Linked DNA regions of Homo sapiens: region 1 is linked to region 2. A link is a loop called in an ENCODE intact Hi-C map of the cell type or tissue named here. Cell type or tissue: lower leg skin. All regions are shown on one strand. Each heading gives the region's core, and the rest is flanking DNA. Links, peaks and the distances in the headings are about the cores only. Region 1 has its middle 47 kb from the start of APTX. Region 2 holds the start of LOC105376015 (a long non-coding RNA gene).

Evidence for each region. Peaks named below come from ENCODE experiments on the same cell type or tissue, not always from the same donor. Only the 100,000 strongest peaks of a DNase experiment are listed, where the experiment ranks them.
Region 1: it touches region 2 in a loop (4-fold over the local background); 5 of 110 quality-filtered maps call a loop at or near these places.

Annotation. Positions count from the first base shown.
Region 1 is chr9:32,949,312-32,959,614 of GRCh38, forward strand. No RefSeq gene overlaps it. Among named protein-coding and RNA genes, the nearest start is that of APTX, 47 kb to the right of the region's middle. RefSeq lists an enhancer at 8,181-9,380. In lower leg skin, for the core only: no CTCF peak of the experiment used is centred there; no DNase peak of the experiment used is centred there.
Region 2 is chr9:32,600,339-32,610,641 of GRCh38, forward strand. LOC105376015 (a long non-coding RNA gene) reads right to left here and starts at 8,663. Exons shown (of 2, transcript XR_929553.1): 1 at 8,554-8,663; 2 at 3,569-4,129. In lower leg skin, for the core only: no CTCF peak of the experiment used is centred there; no DNase peak of the experiment used is centred there.

The DNA of each region.
Region 1 (10,303 bases), core at 1,094-9,093, 350 kb after region 2:
AGTGCAATGGTGTGATCTTGGCTCACTGAAACCTCCGCCTCCCAGGTTCAAGGGATTCTCTTGCCTTAGCCTCCCAAGGAGCTGGGATTACAGGTGCACAGCCACCATGCCCTGCTAATTTTTGTATTTTTAGTAGAGACAGGGTTTCACCATGTTGGCCAGGCTGGTTAGGAAGTCCTGACCTCAAGTGATCCACCCACCTCAGCCTCCCAAAGTGCTGGGATTACAGGTGTGAACCACCGCCCGGCCTGTTTTATGGTCTTGAGTCATTTAAATCCTTGCAGTGCAAAGAGCATGGACCAGTAACATCAGCATCACCGTCTGACAGCTTTTAAGAAATACAGAATTTCAGGTTCCACCTCAGACCTATTGAATCACAGTGTGCAGTTTAACAAGATTTCCAGGTGATTCCTATTGATGTTTGATATGTACTGGTTTAAATAACACTGTATTACCTGCTTTTTAAAAAATAGTCAGGTCACATTGAGCTGGGAAATCACCTGGCACCAGCTCTTTTTTAAGGATAGAGCTATAATCATTTCTCCAACCTCTTATGGTAATGAGTCTGTTCAAGTTTTCAGCTTCTCTTTATGTCACTTTTATTCATTTATATTTTGCTAGGAAATCCTCAATATTTCCAAATAGTTAGAGTTCAAGTTAACACTCTCTCTCTCTCTTTTTTTTTTTTTTTTTTTGAGACAGTTTTGTTGCCCAGGCTGGAGTGCAGTGGTGTGATCACAGCTCACTGCAGCCTTGACCTGCTGGGCTCAAGCAATCCTCCCACCTCAGCCTCCCAAGTAGCTGGGACTACAGGTGTATGCCATCTAAACCCAGCTAATTTTTAAATTTTTTATAGAGATGGGGGTTCTCCCTATGTTGCCCAGGATGGTCTCAAACTCCTGGGCTGAAGCAATCTGCCCACCTCAGCCTCACCAAGTGTTGGGATTACAGATGTGAGCCACTATGCCCAACCAACATTCTCTTTAAATCATTTTTAACCTTTTCTATTTCTGTGGTTATGCGTGGGGAAAAGAAAGAGAGATCAGATTGTTACTGTGTCTATGTAGAAAAGGAAGACATAAGAAACTCCATTTTGATCTGTACGAAGAAAAATTGTTTTGCTTTGAGATGCCGTTAACCTGTAACTTTAGCCCCAACCCTGTGCTCACAGAAACATGTGCTGTATTGAATCAAACTTTAACGGATTTAGGGCTGTGCGGGATGTTTCTTGTTAACAATATGTTTGCAGGCAGTATGCTTGGTAAAATTCATCACCATTCTCCATTCTCGATTAACCAGGGACACAATGCACTGCGGAAAGCCGCAGGGACCTCTGCCCAAGAAAGCCTGGGTATTGTCCAAGGTTTCCCCCAACCGAGACAGCCTGAGATATGGCCTTGTGGGAAAGACCTTACCATCCCCCAGCCCGACATCCCTGAAGGGTCTGTGCTGAGGAGGAGTAGTGAAAGAGGGAGGCCTCTTTGCAGTTGGGATAAGAGGAAGGCTTCTGTCTCCTGCGCATACCTGGGAATGGAATGTCTCGGTTTAAAGCCGACCATTCCCATTCGTTCTATTCTGAGATAGGAGAAAACCACCCTGTGGCTGGAGGCGAGATATGCTGGCAGCAATACTGCTCTGTTACTCTTTGCTACACTGAGATGTTTGTGTAAAGTGAAACATAAATGTGGCCTATGTGCACATCCAGGCACAGTACCTTTCCATGAAATTATTCATGATACAGATTCCTTTGCTTACATGTTTCCCTGCTGACCTTCACCTGTTGCCCTGCTACACTTGCCTTGCTAAGACAGTAAAAATAATGATCAATAAATACTGAGGGAACTCAGAGACCAGTGCCGGTGCAGGTCCTCGCATGCTGAGCGTGCCGGTCCCCTGGGCCCACTGTTCTTTCTCTATGCTTTGTCTCTGTGTCCTATTTCTTTTCACAGTCTCTCGTCCCACCTGACGAGAAATACCCACACGTGTGGAGGGGCAGGCCCCCTTCAGTTATGTCTCTTTCTTACTCAAAATATCATATAATTGTGCTTTCTTTTTTCTTTAACCTGGTTAGTGATGAGTTTATTTACTTTATTGCTCTTTTCAAAAAAACCAACTTCTGAATTTAAATAACTTTTTTTTTTTTTTTTATGAGACAGAGTCTTGCTCTGCCCAAGCTGGAGTGCAGTGGCGCAATCTCAGCTCACTGCAACCTCCGCCTCCTGGGTTCAAGCGATTCTCCTGCCTCGGCCTCTCGAGTAGCTGGGATTACAGGCGCGTGCCACCACGCCCAGCTAATTTTTGTATTTTTAGTACAGACGAGGTTTCACCATGTTGGTCAGGCTAGTCTGGAATTCCTGACCTCGTGATCCGCCCGCGTTGGCCTCCCAAAGTGCTAGAATTACCAGCATGAGCCACTGCGCCCGGCCTATATGACCTTTTGGTACATAGTTTTTGCTTTCTATTTTGTTAATTTTGGCCTTAATTTTGTAACTTCCCTTTTCCTAATTTCTCTTGGTTAAATTTCTCTTTATTTTTTACATATTTTTTCTAAGTTCTTAAGATGAGTTTATCTTCAGTCTCTTGTCTGTACAATGAAAGCTATTTAAATCAATCTACTTTATTCTGAAAATAGCTTTTGCTATATCCTACAGATTCTTGTATAAAATGTTAGACTTTACATTACTAAGCGTGCAAGTTCAGCATTGATTTCTGTAATAATCCAAAAGTTATCTGGCAGTATAATTCTTCACATCCAAATGGTCAAGATTTTTAGATACTTTTTAAATTATTAATTTATAATTTTAATTATGTTCAAATACTGTGGCCTGTATTAGTCCATTCTCACACTGCTAATAAAGAACTACCTGATGGTCGGGAGCAGTGGTTCATGCCTGTAATCCCAGCACTTTGGGAGGCCGAGGTGGGCAGATCACCTGAGGTCAGGAGTTCGAGACCAGCCTGGTCAACATGGGTGAAACCCTGTCTCTACTAAAAATACAAAAAATAAATAAATAAATAAAATTAGCCAGCCTGGTGGCATGCCCCTGTAATCCCAGCTACTCGGGAGGCTGAGGCAGGAGAATCGCTTGAATCTGGGAGGCAGAGGTTGCAGTGAGCTGAGATTGTGCCATTGCACTACAGCCTGGGCAACAAGAACGAAAACTCCATCTCCAAAAAAAAAAAAAAAAAAGAACTACATGAGACCGGGTAATTTATAAAGAGAAGAGGCTTCACTTGCTCCCAGTTCTGCAGGCTGTAAAGGAAACATGATGCTGGCACCTGTTCAGCTTCTTGGGAGGCCTCAGGAAACTTTCAATCATGTCAGAAGGTAAAGGGGACACAGGCACGCCTTACACAGCTGGAGCAGGAGCAGGGTGGGAGGTGTTACACACTTTTAAACAACCAGATCTCATGGTAACTCTATCAGCAGAACAGCACTAGAGGAATGGTGCTAAACCATTCGTGAGAAACTGCCCCCATGTCCAACCACCTCCCACCAGGCCCTACTGCCAACACTGGGGATTACAATTCAACATGAGATTTGGGTGGGGACACAGATCCAAGCCATATCATGGCCTGTGGTATACCTCTTCTATTTTTTAATGTATCAAGAATTGCTTAGGCCAGGTGTGGTGGCTCAAACCTGTAATCCCAACACTTTGGGAGGCTGGTGGGGTGGGGAAGGATCAGAATCACTTTAGGGTAGGAGTTTGAGACCAGCTTGGGTAACATAGTGAGACCTCATCTCGACAAAAAATTTAAAAATTGAAATTAGCTGGACATGGTGCCATGCACCTATAGTCCTAGCTACTCAGGAGGCTGAGGCGGGAGAATTGCTTGGGTCCAGGAGTTTGAAGTTACAGTGAGCTATGATCGTGACACTGCACTCCAGCTTGGGTGACAGAGGGAGACCCTATCTCCAGGGGAAGAAAAGAAAAAGAATTTCTTTGTGGCCAAATATGGGATCAACTATTTTAAAGGTACTATGATCATATGGGAAATGTGTATCTTCTCTATTCAAAGAATATAAAGATCTTTCTAGATCCTCTACACGTAAGTGTATGTATGCACGTGGGTGCACACACACACACAAATGTTTACTGAATTGCTCGATTCCTAAATGTCCTTATTTTTTCGCCTCCTGGATTCATTACCGGAAAAGGAGTCTTGATCCAGACCCCAAGAGAGGGTTCTTGGGTCTCACGCAGGAAGGAATTCAAGGTGAGTCACAGAGTGCAGTGAAAGAAGCAAGTTATTTAGAAGCTACTCCCTTCCAGAGTACAGCACCCTCAGAAGGCAAGCAGAGGAACGCACCATCTTTGCTTTAAGTTTTTCTTATGTAGGGGGTCTTATGTATATAAAGACTAAGCTAAGCTGAGTCTACATGAGGGTGAGCAGACAGCATGACAAAATGTGTAATACTGATTTAAATAAAACTATCCTCGACATTCTAGTGTGTGAGTACCTCAAACCATAACTACAATTATATTCAAAGCACATACTGTTATGGATATCAGGACATCTGGACTTTCTGTTATTGTAGGAGTGTGTCCTTGCAGGCGTTAACAAGCTGCTACTTTAGCTGTAAACATCTAAGGACCATGGGTCATGACTGGCAAGGAATGTGCCTTGCTAGTTTCAAGATGGAGGTGATTTTAAAATGGTATCATCCTGGCTCCTCTAGGCTCCTGCTTCCCTAACAGAGATGTCCAAGTTTGATATACACATATTAAAATCTCTCACTATAATTATTTTGTTTATTTCACTAGTCAATAAAAGATTAAAGAATCATACAATAGTCAATCAAGACACAAGAGCTAAAGTAATCCCTTTGTTAAGCACCAAATGAATCAGAAAAACATTAAAGGAATTCTGTCAATAAAACTCTCTATAGCTAAACACATTGTGGATTAAATTATATATTTTTTCAGAAAAAAAATTCTTTTTCTGTTGATGTCTAATTAAATCCCTCACGCACAAGAACTACACATCAGATTATTTACCTCTTCCCAGCCTGCAAGTCGTAATTATTTCCCTTTGCTCATTTTTAATGTTGGCTTTTGTATGACTGAAAATGACTGTGCAATTAGATAATGCCATTTAAAAATATATATATATATTAGGTTTTTCTCCAGAAACAGAGCTATATATAATGAATACAGTGATGATGAACTAAAAAGCAATTCAGAAACACTTTTTATTATAATACAAAGTCCTCTTAAGCTAGCCTACAAATATGATTGTGAGCAAGTAACTTGACTGCATTGTTCACCTTTAAAGAGATTTCTTCTCTTTTTGTAAGTCCTCTTTGGGTTTTAAATAAAGGGGTAGATAACATGCAAGACTCAATTGTGTTGTGTCTACGGAGTCGTCTCACACAGAAAGAAATGAGTCACAGAAGGAGGAAAAATGCCCTCATGACCACCTTTGCTATTAGTGATATTGGCTTACAGCCTTTTAGATTTGGGGGATAGAGCACGTGGAAAACAGCAGGAAAGGACGCAGAGGGTGACTATTACAGTAACAACAGCTGTTTTCAATTATTCAGCATGTTTACATTCCACACTGGCACAGCAAATGATTGGGAAATGATTCTTTACCTGGCCAAATGTCTGGACGTTGACCTTGAAGTTAACTGTTGCTCCAGACACTTGTGAAATGAACTCCCCTAAACCTGTCACCGGTCAGAGCATTTTTTCCATTTTAAAAACATAAGTTTTTTAATGAATATAGAAACTACCACTGTAATCTCTTATCTTTGGAAGGGGGGCTAAATTATTTTTTCTCAAAATTCTTTTGAATTAAAAGCGACTTGCCTTGTCAAAGATGTCTTACTTCGTCCTAAGCAGTATTTAGCATCTACCAAAGTTGATATTTTCTTAAGCCTGCTCATTGTTGTGTAGTTACTTAGGACAGAAAAGAAACAAAGAATGCAGATGAATAAATGTATTAAACCAATTTCACAGGCAAGTTTCCCTTGAAAAACAACTCCTTGCCATAATCATCACATTCATTGAGTGACCATCTACCAAATGCTTTACTCCCATGATTTCATGTAATATTGACATTCACCCTACAAAGTAGATGGTATTACAGTGTCTGTTTTACAAGTGAGAAATCCGAGGAACAGGAAGTCAATTTGCCAAGTGTTGCACAGCTAAATCGATATTCCAGAGAATGTCACCTCAAAGCTTCTAGTGGGGCTGTCATGTAGGTTGTGGTCGCTTTGGATAACAGGAGACGCTAAGGAAAATCAGTACTGGTTACTGAGGATGGAAGAGGCGCAGATATTTCACCACAGGCGACGAAAACCCCACTTTTAGGCTGGCCACACAGGAGCCCCGAGGAAACTATGCGTCCCCTTCCTCCCCGCCCCCACACTGCCCTGGCCTGGGCGGAGCAGCGGCCGCAGTGTAACTGCTGTTGCCCAGATCGAACCAAGCCCGGTCCCAGTGACGAGCAGCGCCTGCGGGGCCAGAGCGTCTGGGAGCCTTTCATGACCCCAAAGCCCAGGGAGGTCCCCGCACCATCGGCCCCGCGCCCTAGCTCGGTCCGCCGTCGAGGGTGCCTGGAAGTCCCCTGCGGGCGCCGGGGAGAAAGCCCGGGGCTTAGCCTCCTCCATCCCCAGCCATCTGTCACCGCCTCCTAGGCCCCGGCTGGAGCCCCATGGGCGCCTCCCGCGCCTACCAAGGAGCCAGGGAGACAAGGATCCCGGAGACCTCTGGGGCGCCCTCCAGCTGAGGATTCCGCCGCGGCTCCCGCAGCCGCTTCTCCCCATTCGGTGCAGCCCACCTGGCCCAGCTCTCGGCCGGTCTCCCTCGGAGGTCCGAAAAGGGAGAGGGCGGGCCAGGGCTCCCCGCTGGCCGGAGCCGCAGCCCCTTTCCCCCTCCCCCACCCAGGGACCCTTCCCGGACCCTCCCGGGCGCAGCCCTCACCTGCTGCCCGCACCGCCTCCGAGGAAGGCCCTCGGGCTCCACCTGGCCTCATCACCGCTTCCCTTATCCGGGAGGAGGAGGAAACTCAACCCTCTAGGCCAGGCCCTGTGCTCACTTTAGATACTTTATTTCGTTTAATTCTTAGGGTTTTAACCCCTGAGTTTAAGGCGAAGGATCCGAGGTTCCGAAAAGCCATGCAGAGCAGGGAGGATTCAAACAGCCAAACCTGCTGGTCTCCGTGCTCTTGGTAGCGGAAGAGATTTTGATGGAGTAAGTCGTTTTTTAGCTATACTCCCTCTGTTAACATAATTAAAACTGGACCACCACCTTCTGGAAAGAAAGGCAGCTGGACAGCACAAGGGCTTTTATGAAAGGGACTAAAGGAAGATAGCATACCCCCAGCCCTCGTCTCAGCTTGGTAATTCTCATTTGCCTTTGAACGTTAACAGAAATTCCAGGCTCAGTAACCAGTTTCAGGAAAATGCTGTGCGTGAATACAAGAGGAGGCGCCTTGGCATAGGGGAAGCATTCTGTCCTCTGATGGACAGATCCTCCACTCCCGTCTTGGCCTGTGACACAAACACCTTGAGTTGTAAATTCCTCGAGCAAAGTGAGGCATTTTGGCATTTGCCAGGGGTGGTGACTGACACACAGGGAGCCTCAGTACTGTTTATTTGGTGTCTCCATACCTAGCAGACCACATTTTCCAGGCCCCATGTAGGGGGTGGGAGGGATCTCATTTTAAAGAGATCAGTTGATATTTCTCTTGGCAAATCTAGCACAGGACTTTTGTCCCCAAAGACTTCTGTTCTCACTGCTTGCCCACATGCCTGGGCAGCCTAATGCTCTCTACGCCCATCTTTCCTTCAGGAATGAGTTCCCATCTCTTTCTCAACAGTGGACACCACTCCAGTGTTCCTCCCACCACCTTTAACTGAAAAAACAAACTGCCTTTACAGAACACTGTGCACACAGGTCAGCCTGGCTCCTGGAAATGCAAACTGGAGTTTCAAAAAGATGAAAACATTCCTGGAGAATTTTTGGTGTTTTGGAGAGTGCCTCTGGGCAGATCACACACTGTGACAAGTTCCTCAATTGTGAAAATTCAATCATGCTTTCCACAAAGAACTGACTTTTCACACTTAACACTGGAGGTTGCTCATTTTCCCCCAAATCTTGAAGTGGATTTGGGATTAAGATACCAAAGCAAATGCATAGTTCTTTGAGCACTGCTCCTATCTCATGGTGTCTGCATACTGGCAGACAGACACAGGCAGGAAGTAGGGGGCCTCTGCTGATGGTTTCCTTGGAGTTAGAAAGGTTTGACACATCCAGCCCAGAGAAGGCAGAGGCTCCTGTAACCCCACCCTGCTGCCAGCTGTCAGTAGAAGAAAAACAGCTGGAGGAGGGGGGAGATCTCACACTCCAGTCTCCCTAATTTGCATGGCTTTCTGCTAGCAACTGTATTCTTTCCTCTTAAAATTATTGTAATCACAAATTCTCATTATTAGGGACATGGGACATTGGGAGAGGAGGAAACACTTTATATTAAAAAATTTCCGCTTGGTTCCAAGATGGCCGAATAGGAACAGCTCCAGTCTGCAGCTCCCAGCGTGATCGACACAGAAGACGGGTGATTTCCGCATTTCCAACTGAGGTACCTGGTTCATCTCATTGGGACTGGTTGGACAGTGGGTGCAGCCCACAGAGGGTGAGCCAAAGCAGGGCAGGGCATCACCTCACCCAGGAAGCCCAAGGGGTCAGGGGATTTCCCTTTCCTAGCCAAGGGCAGCCATGACAGACTGTGCCTGGAAAAATGGGACACTCCCGCCTAAATACTACACTTTTCCAATGGTCTTAGCAAATGGCACACCAGGAGATTATATCCCGCGCCTGGCTTGGCGGGTCCCACGCCCACGGAGCCTTGCTCACTGCTAGCGCAGCAGTCTGAGATCGACCTGTGAGGCAGCAGCCTGGCAGCGGCAGGGGCGTCCGCCATTGCTAAGGCTTGAGTAGGTAAACAAAGCAGCTGGGGAAGCTTGAACTGGGTGGAGCCCACCACAGCTCAGCAAGGCCTGCTGCCTCTGTTGACTCCACCTCTGGGGGCAGGGCATAGCTGAACAAAAGGCAGCAGAAACTTCTGCAGACTTAAACGTCCCTGTCTGACAGCTCTGGAGACCTGTGTTCTCCCAACATGGCGTTTGAGCTCTGAGGACAGACTGCCTCCTCAAGTGGGTCCCTGACCCCCGTGTAGCCTAACTAGGAGACATCTCCCAGTAGGGGCTGACTGACACTTCATACAGGCAGGTGCCCCTCTGGGACGAAGCTTCCAGAGGAAGGATAAGGCATCAATATTTGCTGTTCTGTAATATTTGCTGTTCTGCAGCCTCCGCTGGTGATACCCAGGCAAACAGGGTCTGGAGTGGACCTCCAGCAAATTCCAACAGACCTGCAGCTGAGGGACCTGACTGTTAGAAGGAAAACTAACAAACAGAAAGGAATAGCATCAACATCAACAAAATGGACATCCACACCAAAACCCCATCTGTAGGTCACCGACATCAAAGACCAAAGGTAGATAAAACCACAAAGATGGGGAGAAACCAGAGAAGAAAAGCTGAAAATTCTAAAAACCAAAGCGCCTATACTCCCCAAAGCATCACAGCTCCTCGCCAGCAACAGAACAAAGCTGGACGGAGAATGACTTTCACGAGTTGACAAAAGTAGGCTTCAGAAGGTCGGTAATAACAAACTTCTCCAAGCTAAAAGAGGATGTTCGAACCCATAGCAAGGAAGCTAAAAACCTTGAAAAAAGGTTAGATGAATGGCTAACTAGAATAAACAGCATAGAGAAGACCTTAAATGACCTGATGGAGCTGAAAACCATGGCACGAGAACTACGTGACGCATGCACAAGCTTCAGTAGCCAATTCGATCAAGTGGAAGAAAGGGTATCAGTGATTGAAGATCAAATGAATGAAATGAAGCGAGAAGAGAAGTTTAGAGAAAAAAGAGTAAAAAGAAACAAACAAAGCCTCCAAGAAATATGGGACTATGTGAAAAGACCAAATCGACATCTGATTGGTGTACCTGAAAGTGACAGGGAGAGTGGAACCAAGTTGGAAAACACTCTTCAGGATATTATCCAGGAGAAATTCCCCAACCTAGCAAGGTAGGCTGACATTCAAATTCAGGAAATACAGAGAACACCACAAAGATACTCCTTGAGAAGAGCAACTCCAAGACATAATTGTCAGATTCACCAAGGTTGAAATGAAGGAAAAAATGCTAAGGGCAGCCAGAAAGGTCAGGTTACCCACAAAGGGAAGCCCATCAGACTAATAGCAGATCTCTCGGCAGAAACTCTA
Region 2 (10,303 bases), core at 684-8,683:
ATTTTAATTTTCTGAGCATCAGCTTTCTAGTTTTCAAAATAAGAATAATAAAAGTACTTACATCATAATTTTTAAGAAGATTAAGGGAGCTCTTGAACATTTAAAATAGGGAACATCAAATAGGTAGTTGGATATATGAGACTAGAATTTGGAAGAAAAATCTGTGTGGGTGATATAAATTTGTGGTCATATGCCTGTCAATAACGGAAGCCAAGTTGTGAATGGCACTACCTAGGAAAGAAGTATACAGAGATGAAAGGGCAAGGCCTGCAACTGAACACTGATTCCTTAATTGAGCTTCCTGAGCACATCAGAGTAGCAAATTTTGTGATGAAATTTGAAACTATGAGTGATTGTCTAGGTGGAGAAGGAAGGAAGGAGTATTTTGATGGTGACCAGCAGAAGAGGTCTAAGGCAACACAGAATATTCTGGGAGAGGTGGTGGCTAGGGTATAAGAACACTGCTGCTAAGGGAGATGGGAAGTAATTAAGACTCAGAAGCAAACAGAAGAGGAAGCTCCCCCAGGGAATTAAGAGTTATACAGTTGGATGTCTAAGGAAACAGAACAGCATCTTTCTTGCGAGGACTGAGCCAGGCTACTGGTAGGAAGGGAACTCAAAGAGCGAACTCCAACACTTTTGGTTGGAGACCTTGAACCAATGTGCAGAACAGACATGGCTTATGTCTGACATTGATGGGGGTGGGGTGGAAGCAGGCAGAGCAGGGGTATATTAAGTCTCTAGAAGATACATGGTCCTGGTACTGTCTTCACTTCTACTTTTCTGCCACTATGGAAAGAGTAGTTGAAATTCTACAAGCTGAGAGATTTCATATCTACCCAGACCTTAAGACTTCCTCAATAAAGTTTGGCAGATGGCAAATACAGAGCATGATCAGACCTGTGGAAATCTACCCAAAAGCCAGATGTCACCTCCCCTGTGTCCTCTGATTCCCGCATCTGCTCACACTGCTCAGCCTCACTGCATCAACCTGGATGCAGAACTCAGCACCTCTCCTAGTCCTGCTGCTCTCCACCAAATCCAGCCACAGAAAAGCTTCAGTGAGCAATGTTAATTTCCCTGAAGACTCTGTGGGTCCTGGAGGAGAAGGAGGGGACAGGAAGGGTAGCTATATCATACAACCTGAAGAAAACAAGGTAAAAACTGACATTCTATATTTGTACCTCCACAAATCCCTTCCTGGTTTATCCTCTCTAGGGATTTTTATCCCTGAATCCTCCCAGATTTCACTGCTTAATTCTCTCCCCTAGATTCTTGATCATCCTACCCCCAACTCCTGCCTTCATTTTCATTTTTTTTCCTTCCCTTTCTTACGCAAGCAATTTAGCCACTTCCCTCAATTCATAAACTTACAGACCCCAGGACATCATGATGCTCTGCAAAACAAGATACTCTACAGTAACAAAATTCACCCTCCTAAAGAAGCAGTTGGGGTAACAAACAATAATTTGTTGATGTTTTGTATAACAATCTGAAAAAGTAAAATGATATTAGCCGTGCCACCTCAAGGAGCACCTAGTTTGTGCCAGGTGCTTTATACATATACAGGTACAGCAAATTTAGGATTATTGATATCATTCATAAAGAAGAAAAGTCAGCTCAGAGAGATTAAATGTATAACCTGCCTAAAAACACAAACTCAAGGAGGTGGCCCAGGATCAAAGCCTAGTTTTAACACTAAAGCCCATGACCTTTCCTATGCTGCTATATATTTTCAAGAACAGTTTGCTGGCAAATAATTATTTAGCTTTAAGCCATAAATTACTCAACCTAAAGATCTACAGTGTTGTAAGAATGCAAAGTGAGCCTGAATTGAACAAAACAAAACAAAAAACAATATGTAGGGCTATGAACAAGGGATGGGAGTGGAGGAGAGACTATGATTTTTGTGTACTTCGAATGTATCAGGTTCTGTGGTCCAGTATTTACATACTTTTTCTCTTTTACTCCTTCCAACAACCCTGTGAAGCAGAGATTGTTATGTTCATGTTAACCGTCTCTCTCTCCGTCTCTCCTCTGTGGCTCATTTGCAAGGTTGACATGACATCTATTTTAATTTTGCTCAAGCTAAACTTATGCAGTGCTATGATATAAACTTCAGTTTCTCTGATCTACTGTAGTTCTTCTTGACCCTCTTCCTGGAAACTATTTATCACCCCTATGGAGAAAAACTTGAGGGCTGGCTGTTATTTTCTACTTACTTTTCTCTAGCCAGAAAATTTGTGAGAAGGAGGAAAGGTCATCAGGAGCTGCCTACAGTTGTTGCTAGCCTGGCTGGATTCTCTCTTGCAAGCCCCAGCAAATGTCCCTTACCAGGGCCAGTCTTCCCAGCATGGGACATTTTCTAACCCAAGGGCTTTGGTTGATCCCCCCATTCAGCAAGCACCCTGGAGAATGCCCGGCCCTGCCTACTCCTCTGCCTTAGCAAGGGTCTGCAGTGGCACGAAGAGTGGCTCCTACGCGTCAGTTTCCCCACCTCCTCGTGCCTCAATCCACTTCTTCCTCACATCAAGGCGAATTCAGAAAAAGTATCAGAATTTTGTTGACTCACCTTTCCTCATTTCTCTTTCTGAAAAGCAAGTGTCATTACAAGGTTGAAAGCCGTACAGTTGAAAGTAAAACTGTATTACATGAAGTTTTGCCCTTTTTTCAATCTTGATCACTGATGAGAAATTTTTGGCCCTTTAAAATGCAGTCATTTTATTCATTTTGTTAGGTACTGGGGGAAAATGCTCTCTGATCTGACTTCCTTTACCTCAAACTTTCAGAACAACTTTCAAGCAGGTGGGCCACACTCAGAAAAACCAAAGCCTGAAATTCAGTGTCAGGGTAAAAATAACATTAAGGATGGGGTGAAAAACAGTGAGCCTTATTTCACATTGACTTTAGAGGCTGAATTACAGCTAGATAGGAGGAATAAGTTCTAGTGTTGAGATGGCTTCTAATTTTATATTTACTTAAATCACATACTTATGTTTCCAAGAGCTTAAAAAAAAAAGGACAAGACACTTTGAAGTTTGTATCATTTCCAATACTAAAAATTCACTAAAGGTGAATCGTTGCAGGTTAAAAATCTCATATGCTAGGCCGGGCGCGGTGGCTCACGCCTGTAATCCCAGCACTTTGGAAGGCCGAGGCGGGCGGATCACGAGGCCAGGAGATTGAGACCATCCTGGGTAACACAGTGAAACGCCATCTCTACTAAAAATACAAAAAATTAGCCAGGCAAGGTGGCGGGCGCCTGTAGTCCCAGCTACTCGGGAGCCTGAGGCAGGAGAATGGCGTGAACCCCGGGGGGCGGAGCCTGCAGTGAGCCGAGATCGCGCCACGCACTCCAGCCTGGGCGACAGCGAGACTCTGTCTCAAAAAAAAAAAAAAAAAAAAAAAAAAAACTCATATGATAATAGACTTCAAAAACAACAACAAAAAAACCCAAAGCATCCTTATAATGACACAAAATATTAGAGTGGCATTAAAATGTGTCCCAAATATATAATATCATTTTCAAAAGATGTCGCCGTCTAAAAGCAACTGAGCTGAACATCTCTGACTTCACCATACTTTGCATTTATTTATCTTACAAAGTGAAACTAATTCTTTCATTACTTTTAGAGATTAATTCTGTGTGCTGACTTCAACAAGACGATGTTTTGCATTTGTGCTCAGCCACATTTTAAGCAACACCCTGAGAGAGTCAGTACTGTGTGCAGGGATTCAGCTGCACAGTTCACATCGAGATCAGCAAAAGGGTGGATAAATCCCTAGGTGCGGCTTTAATTTTGTTGCCAGGAAAAAAAAAAAACAAAAAACCCAACCAGTGTTCAGAGGCCATCAGGCTTAGCTTCTGCTCTGTGCCTCTGCGAAGTGCAATGCACAGGAAACAACACATCCTGGAGCCCCGACCCACTCTGAATTACAGCTGCCTGCCAGGCCCAGGAGGCTTGGTCCTAGGAGTCCAGCAACCAGGCTGTGCAGTGCGGCTGGGTCGAAAATTCCTGAGGGCTGATTATCTTCTTCTCAGCAGTTGGCAGGTGTGCGTCACCATCAGCTTAACTCTCCCTGTGTTCCCTGGATGACTCACAATGATCGCTTCCCATGTCACCTTAACCTAGTGAGCAAATTAGGAAGAGTTGTTTATTCATTTTAAACTATGATAATCCCTTCTAGTCACAATAGCTAAAGTGGTCATATGGCCACTGGCCATCACTATTGATCTTCTGGTATGTGTTGGGTATAGTTATGGAGGCAGAGTAGCAGTGGCCAAACACCTGTGTTCCGGGTTCAGGAACTGAAACCCTGGCTCCACCACTAACTATCTGCATGGCAGGGCAAGGTCCTTAACTTCATTAAACCTCCGGTTCCTTATTCGTAAAATGAAGACAATAATGGCACCCATTGGGAGGACTTAAAAAGCTAATACTGTGTATAGGAAAATTCTTAGCCCCATGTTAACATTCTCACTGATGCAGCTGCTGAAGATGATTAACATCTATTTTATTTAAGAAAGTTGATACCAAAGGTTTACATTTATATATTTTCCTAATTTAAAAAAATATTTTATATGACACATAATGATTTGTACATATTTATGGGGTGCATAGTGATGTTTCAACACATATGATGTATAGTGATAAGGTCAAGGTAATTAGCATAGCCATCATGTCAAACATTTATCATTTCTTTGTGTTGGGAACATTCTATATCCTCCTGCTAGCTATTTGAAACTATAGAGTATATTATTGTTAACTATCATCATCCTGTAGCGCTATATAACACTAGAACTCATTCCTTCTATCTAGCTGTAATTTTGTATTCTTCTACAAATCTATCCCTATGTCTCCCTTCCCTCTCCTTCCCAGCCTGTAGTACTGAGTTGCTTTACCAGTGATTAGGAATATAATGAAGTACTTCTGAAACCAGATGCTTTTTATTTTCAAGCTTTAAGCATTTATTTTCAATTGTACAAAACCATCTTGTTTCATGGATGAAGACAGAGAAATATAAGGCTTGCCTGAGATCACAAAGCTGACTAGAGGTAAAAATGCTACTAAAATTCTAGTGTCCTGATTTTCTTCCCAGGCTTTTTTGTCTCCATTGCCCTGCTTTTCCTTGTATGATCATATTCATCAGCGGAGACTCTCATATTCTAGCCATGTTCCTACAGAGCCATTCTAGATGTTAGTAATTTCACTTTTTGGCTGTTATAACAGAGAGCCTCAAAATAACACTGGGGCTAGCCTCAGTGGCTCATGCCTGTAATCCCAGCCCTTTGAGAGGCCTAGGTGGGTGGATCACTTGAGGTCAGGAGTTCCAGACCAGCCTGGCCAAGATAGCAAAACCCCGTCTCTACTAAAAATACAAAAAACTAGCTAGGCGAGATGGTGGGCAGGAGAATTGCTCAAACCCGGGAGGCGGAGGTTGCGGTGAGCTGAGATTGCAGCCACTGCACTCCAGCCTGGGCAACAGAGCAAAACTCTATCTCAAATAAATACAAAATAAATAAAAAATAACACTGGATTAAACAAGATACTTATCTCTCATGTTAAAATCCAGGTAAGCAATCCAGGGCTGGAATGGAGGCCCTGCAATCACCAGTTGCCCAAGCCTCCTGTGTCTTAATGCCCTGCCAATCTCAGCACCTAGTATCTGTTTTTGGTCTAAGGATGGCTACCCTCACTTCCACCTTCCCATCAGTGAGGATGTGGAAAGAGGTAAAAGCCTGGCTCCATTTAAGAGAACATGACATTTTTGCTCACATCCCATTCTTCTGAACTTAATCACATAGCTACATCTAGCTGCAAGGGAGGCTGGAAAATGGGACTCTTTGACTGCCCCCTGTGTAAGAAGGGGAGACTGGATACTGGAGTATAATTAATAGTTGTTGACACATGGACACCCTAAGCTTTAAGTAGTATGATATTTTTACAAAAATACTAGAGTTTTTAGAGTTTAATACAACAGCTAGAAGGTGTACATAGGTCCTAAGCATCAATGAAGGATCATTAATCCATTTCTCAGAATGTGATTCCAGACAGCAGCTTCCATCTGAGGGTCTACAAAGGTGGCATGGGGTTCTGCACATTATTACAAATATTTACCAAGCCAATGTATAAAAAGACAGGCAATAACAAATATTGACAAGGATGTAAAGAAACTGTAGCTCTTGTATTCTGCTGGCGGGAAAATGGTGCAGCCACTTTGTAAAACATTTTTCAGTTTCTTAAAATACTAAATAGAGTCACCATATGACCCAACAATTCAGCCATTATTATCTACCCAAGATAAATGAAAATCTACATTCACATGAAGATTTGTATATGAATATTCCTGAGAACATTAGCCATAATATCCAAAAAATGGAAATAACCCAAATGTTTTAACTGGTGAATGGATAAGAAAAATGTGGTATATCCATACAACAGAACACTATTCCAGTCATAAAAAGGAACAAAGTATTGACACATGCTTCAACATGAATGCATGTCAAATACATTAAGTGAAAGAAGACATAAACAAAAGACCATGGTTCCATTCATATGAATATAAATATATGAAATATCCATCACAGACACATCAATAGAAACAGAAAGCAGATCAGTGGTTTTGTGTGGCGGGGGTTGGGGGTGGTGCTGAAGGTGGAAATAGGAAGTGACTGCAAATGGGAATGAGGTTATTTTGGGGGTGAAGGAAATGTTCTAAAATTCCATTGCAGTAATGATTGCAAAACTCTTTAAACTTACTAAGAATTATTAAATTATACACTTTTATTTTTAGAGATGAGGTCTTGCTACATTGTTCAGGCTGCTCTCGAACTCCTGGCCTGAAGTGATTCTCCTGCCTTGGCCTCCCAAAGCTCTGGGATTACAGGCATAAGCCACCATACCCGGCCTGTTTTTAATTTTCTTTGCAGCCTTAGGAAATCTAGAATTCAAGGACACACCATGATTAGTTGCTGGGGATATTAAGTGGTTAAAAAAGCTGTGGCCTGCGCAGTGCTCAGGGATGGGAACAGGTGAACCAGGAGAGTGGCAACAAGCAATGGTAAGAGAAAACCCAGAGCAGAGTAATCACGCTGGACCCTTGCTGGGAGAACTAACCTTAAGGGGTGTGGAGGAGAGGACTCAAGTAGATAACAAAAACAGCACTCAGAGATATTCCCCAGTTCCCTGTGGTCCAGCTCAATCTTCTACAGTTTTCATGAGACTATACCACGCTGTGAGAATTGATATTCCTAATCATTCATTAATTCTTCACATATGCATCCACAAAGATTTCTTGAACCTCCTATTGCCAGGAGTAAGGATGTTCCTAAGAGCCCAAACCTGGTTTCTCGTTCTACCTCAGCTGCTTGTTCGAGTACAGGTCTCATCTCAGTATAAGTTTCTTCTTTCTTTTTTTTTGAATTTCAAAGAGCCTATATCTTCATGAATTTCATGAAAAAAAATTAAATAAACATGAGGTCTAAAATTTGCTTCTTGTGCCTGCAATAAATCTTTCCAGGAAGAACTACCTTCCCAGGTTTTTTTATCCTTTTGTTTTCCTTCCTTAATATTACAAAGTCCTTTCTGAGGTCATAAACCTAGCAACAATATACAACTTTAGACTTAAATGTGAAAAAACATTAAATGACCATAATTGACTCAGGATGAAGTGATCTAATCTGAATACCAATAATAAATTTTAAAAAATTTTTTCTTTATTCCTTCTAAAAAAAGAAAAACAGGATACATGTGCAGAACATACAGGTTTGTACATAGGTATATGTGTGCCATGGTGGTTGGCTGCACCTATTGATCCATTCTCTAAGTTCCCTTCCCTCACTCCCCACCCTGCAAGCAGCCCTGGTGTGTGTTGTTCTCCTCTCTGTGTCCATGTGTTCTCAGTGTTCAGCTCCTACTTATGAGTGAGAACAAGCAGTGTTTGGTTTTCTGTGCCTGTGTTAGTTTGCTGAGGATGATGGTTTCCAGCTTCATCTATGTCCCTGCAAAGGACATGATCTCATTCCTTTTTATGGCTGCATAGTATTCCATGGTGTATATGTACCACATTTTCTCTATCCAGTCTATCATTGATGGACATTTGGGTTGGTTCCATGTCTTTGCTATTGTGAATAGTGCTGCAATAAACATATATGTGCATGTGTTTTTATAGCAGCATGACTTATAATCCTTTGGGTATATACTCAATAATGGGATTGCTGGGTCAAATGGTATTTCTGGTTCTAGATCCTTGAGGAATTGCCCCTCCAATAATAAATTTTTTAAAAATCATAGAATTCACTCCAAAGAAATCTAACCCAGGTAGCTTTGTGGGCGAGCCTTTTTAAATATTAAAAACACATATGATTCTCCCTCTATAAACTCCTTCAAAGTTAAAATGGAAAACCTACCTAATTATAGACAAGAAACCAAACAAACAAAACAAAACCAAAACCTAAAAATACCTTGGTACCAAAACTTAAAACAACAGCAACAACTATAAACCAATCTTATGTGTCAATACAGATGCAAAAACCTTGGGTAAACTACTTACAAATTAGGCTGGGTGCAGTGGCTCTGTAATTCCAACACTTTCGGAACCTGATGCAAGAGGATTGCTCGAAGCCAGGAGTTCAAGAACAGTCTGGCCAACATCGCAAGACCCCATCTTTAAAAAAAATTTAAAAATTAGCCGTGAGTGAGGGAGAGCTGGGCACAGTGGTGTACACCTGTAGACTCAGCTACTCAGAAGGCCAAGGTAGGAGGACTGCTTAAGCCCAGGAGTTCAAGGCTTCAGTGAGCTATGATAGCACCACTGCACTCCAGCCTGGGTGACAGAGCGAGACGACATCTCTAATAAATAAAAAACAAGAGAGAAAAAAAATTACAAATTAAATTAAATAACATATTTAGGGACTTTCCACCATGTTCAAGTAGAATTTCCTCAAAAAATATGAAGATTTTTTTTTTTTTTTTTTTTTTTTAGTATTCAGAAATATACTAGGCTGGGCATGGTGGCTCACACCTGTAATCCCAGCACTTTGGGAGGGTGAGGCAGGCGGATCACCTGAGGTCAGGAGTTTGAGACCAGCCTGGCCAATATGGTGAAACCCTGTCTCTACTATAAATACAAAATAAATTAGTCAGGCATGGTGGCAGGCACCTGTAATACCAGCTACTAGGGAGGCTGAGGCAGGAGAATCACTTGAACCCGGAAGACAGAGGTTGCAGTGAGCTGAGATCACGCCACTGCACAACAGCCTGGGCGACAAGAGTGAGAATCTGCCTCAAGAAAAAAAAAAAGAGAGAGAGAGAAAGGAAAAGAATATCCTAATATCGACATTTGTGACAGACTAAAGATGAGGACAGGCCGAGCACCGTGGCTCACGCCTGTATTCCCACCACTTTGGGAGGCTTAGGTGGGCGGATCATTTGAGGTCAGGAGTTGGAGAGCAGCCTGGCCAACATGGTGAAACCCCGCTTCTACTAAAAATACAAAAATTAGCTGGGCATGGTGGGAGGTGCCTGTAATCCCAGCTACTCGGGAGGCTGAGGCAGGAGAATTGCTTGAACCCAGGAGATGGAGGCTGCAGTGAGCTAAGATCACACCACTGCACTCCAGCCTGGTGATATAGCGAGACTCTGTCTCAAAAATAAATAAATAAATAAATAAATAAATAAATAAATAAATAAATAAATAAAAATGAGGACAAATTCTTTGCCACTCCTCCATTGAGAAGTAGGGTCTATTGGCCCTCTCCTGAAATCTGAGATGACCTGTGACTGCTTTGACCAATTTAGAACAGTGGAAGTGACACTAGGCCTTTAAGAGGATTGGCAGCAATGGCTGGATGCAGTGGCTCATTCCGGTAATCCCAGTATCTGGGAGGCTAAGGGTGGAAGATTGATTGAGGCCAGGAGTTTGAGACTAGCCTGGGCAACAAAGCAAGACCCCATCTATCTATTTCTTTCTCTCTCTCTCTCTCTCCCTCCCTCTCTCTCTCTCTCTCCACACACACACACACACACACACACACACACACACATACACATATATATATATATATACCTCCTTACTCTCTGTCACTCACTCATTCTCTCTCTCTATGTGTATATATGACTGGCAGCTTTCACGTTCAATTCTGGGAGCCATGAGCCACCTCTGAGAAGCTGAACTATTCTGTACACATAGAGAGGCTCTGAGACGACAAGGACTGGCCCATCCTTCTAGCTGTCTACACCAAGGTGCCAAGCAGGTGAGTAAAGTCATCTTGGACCCCCAGATGGCATCTTGGCACCCCAGA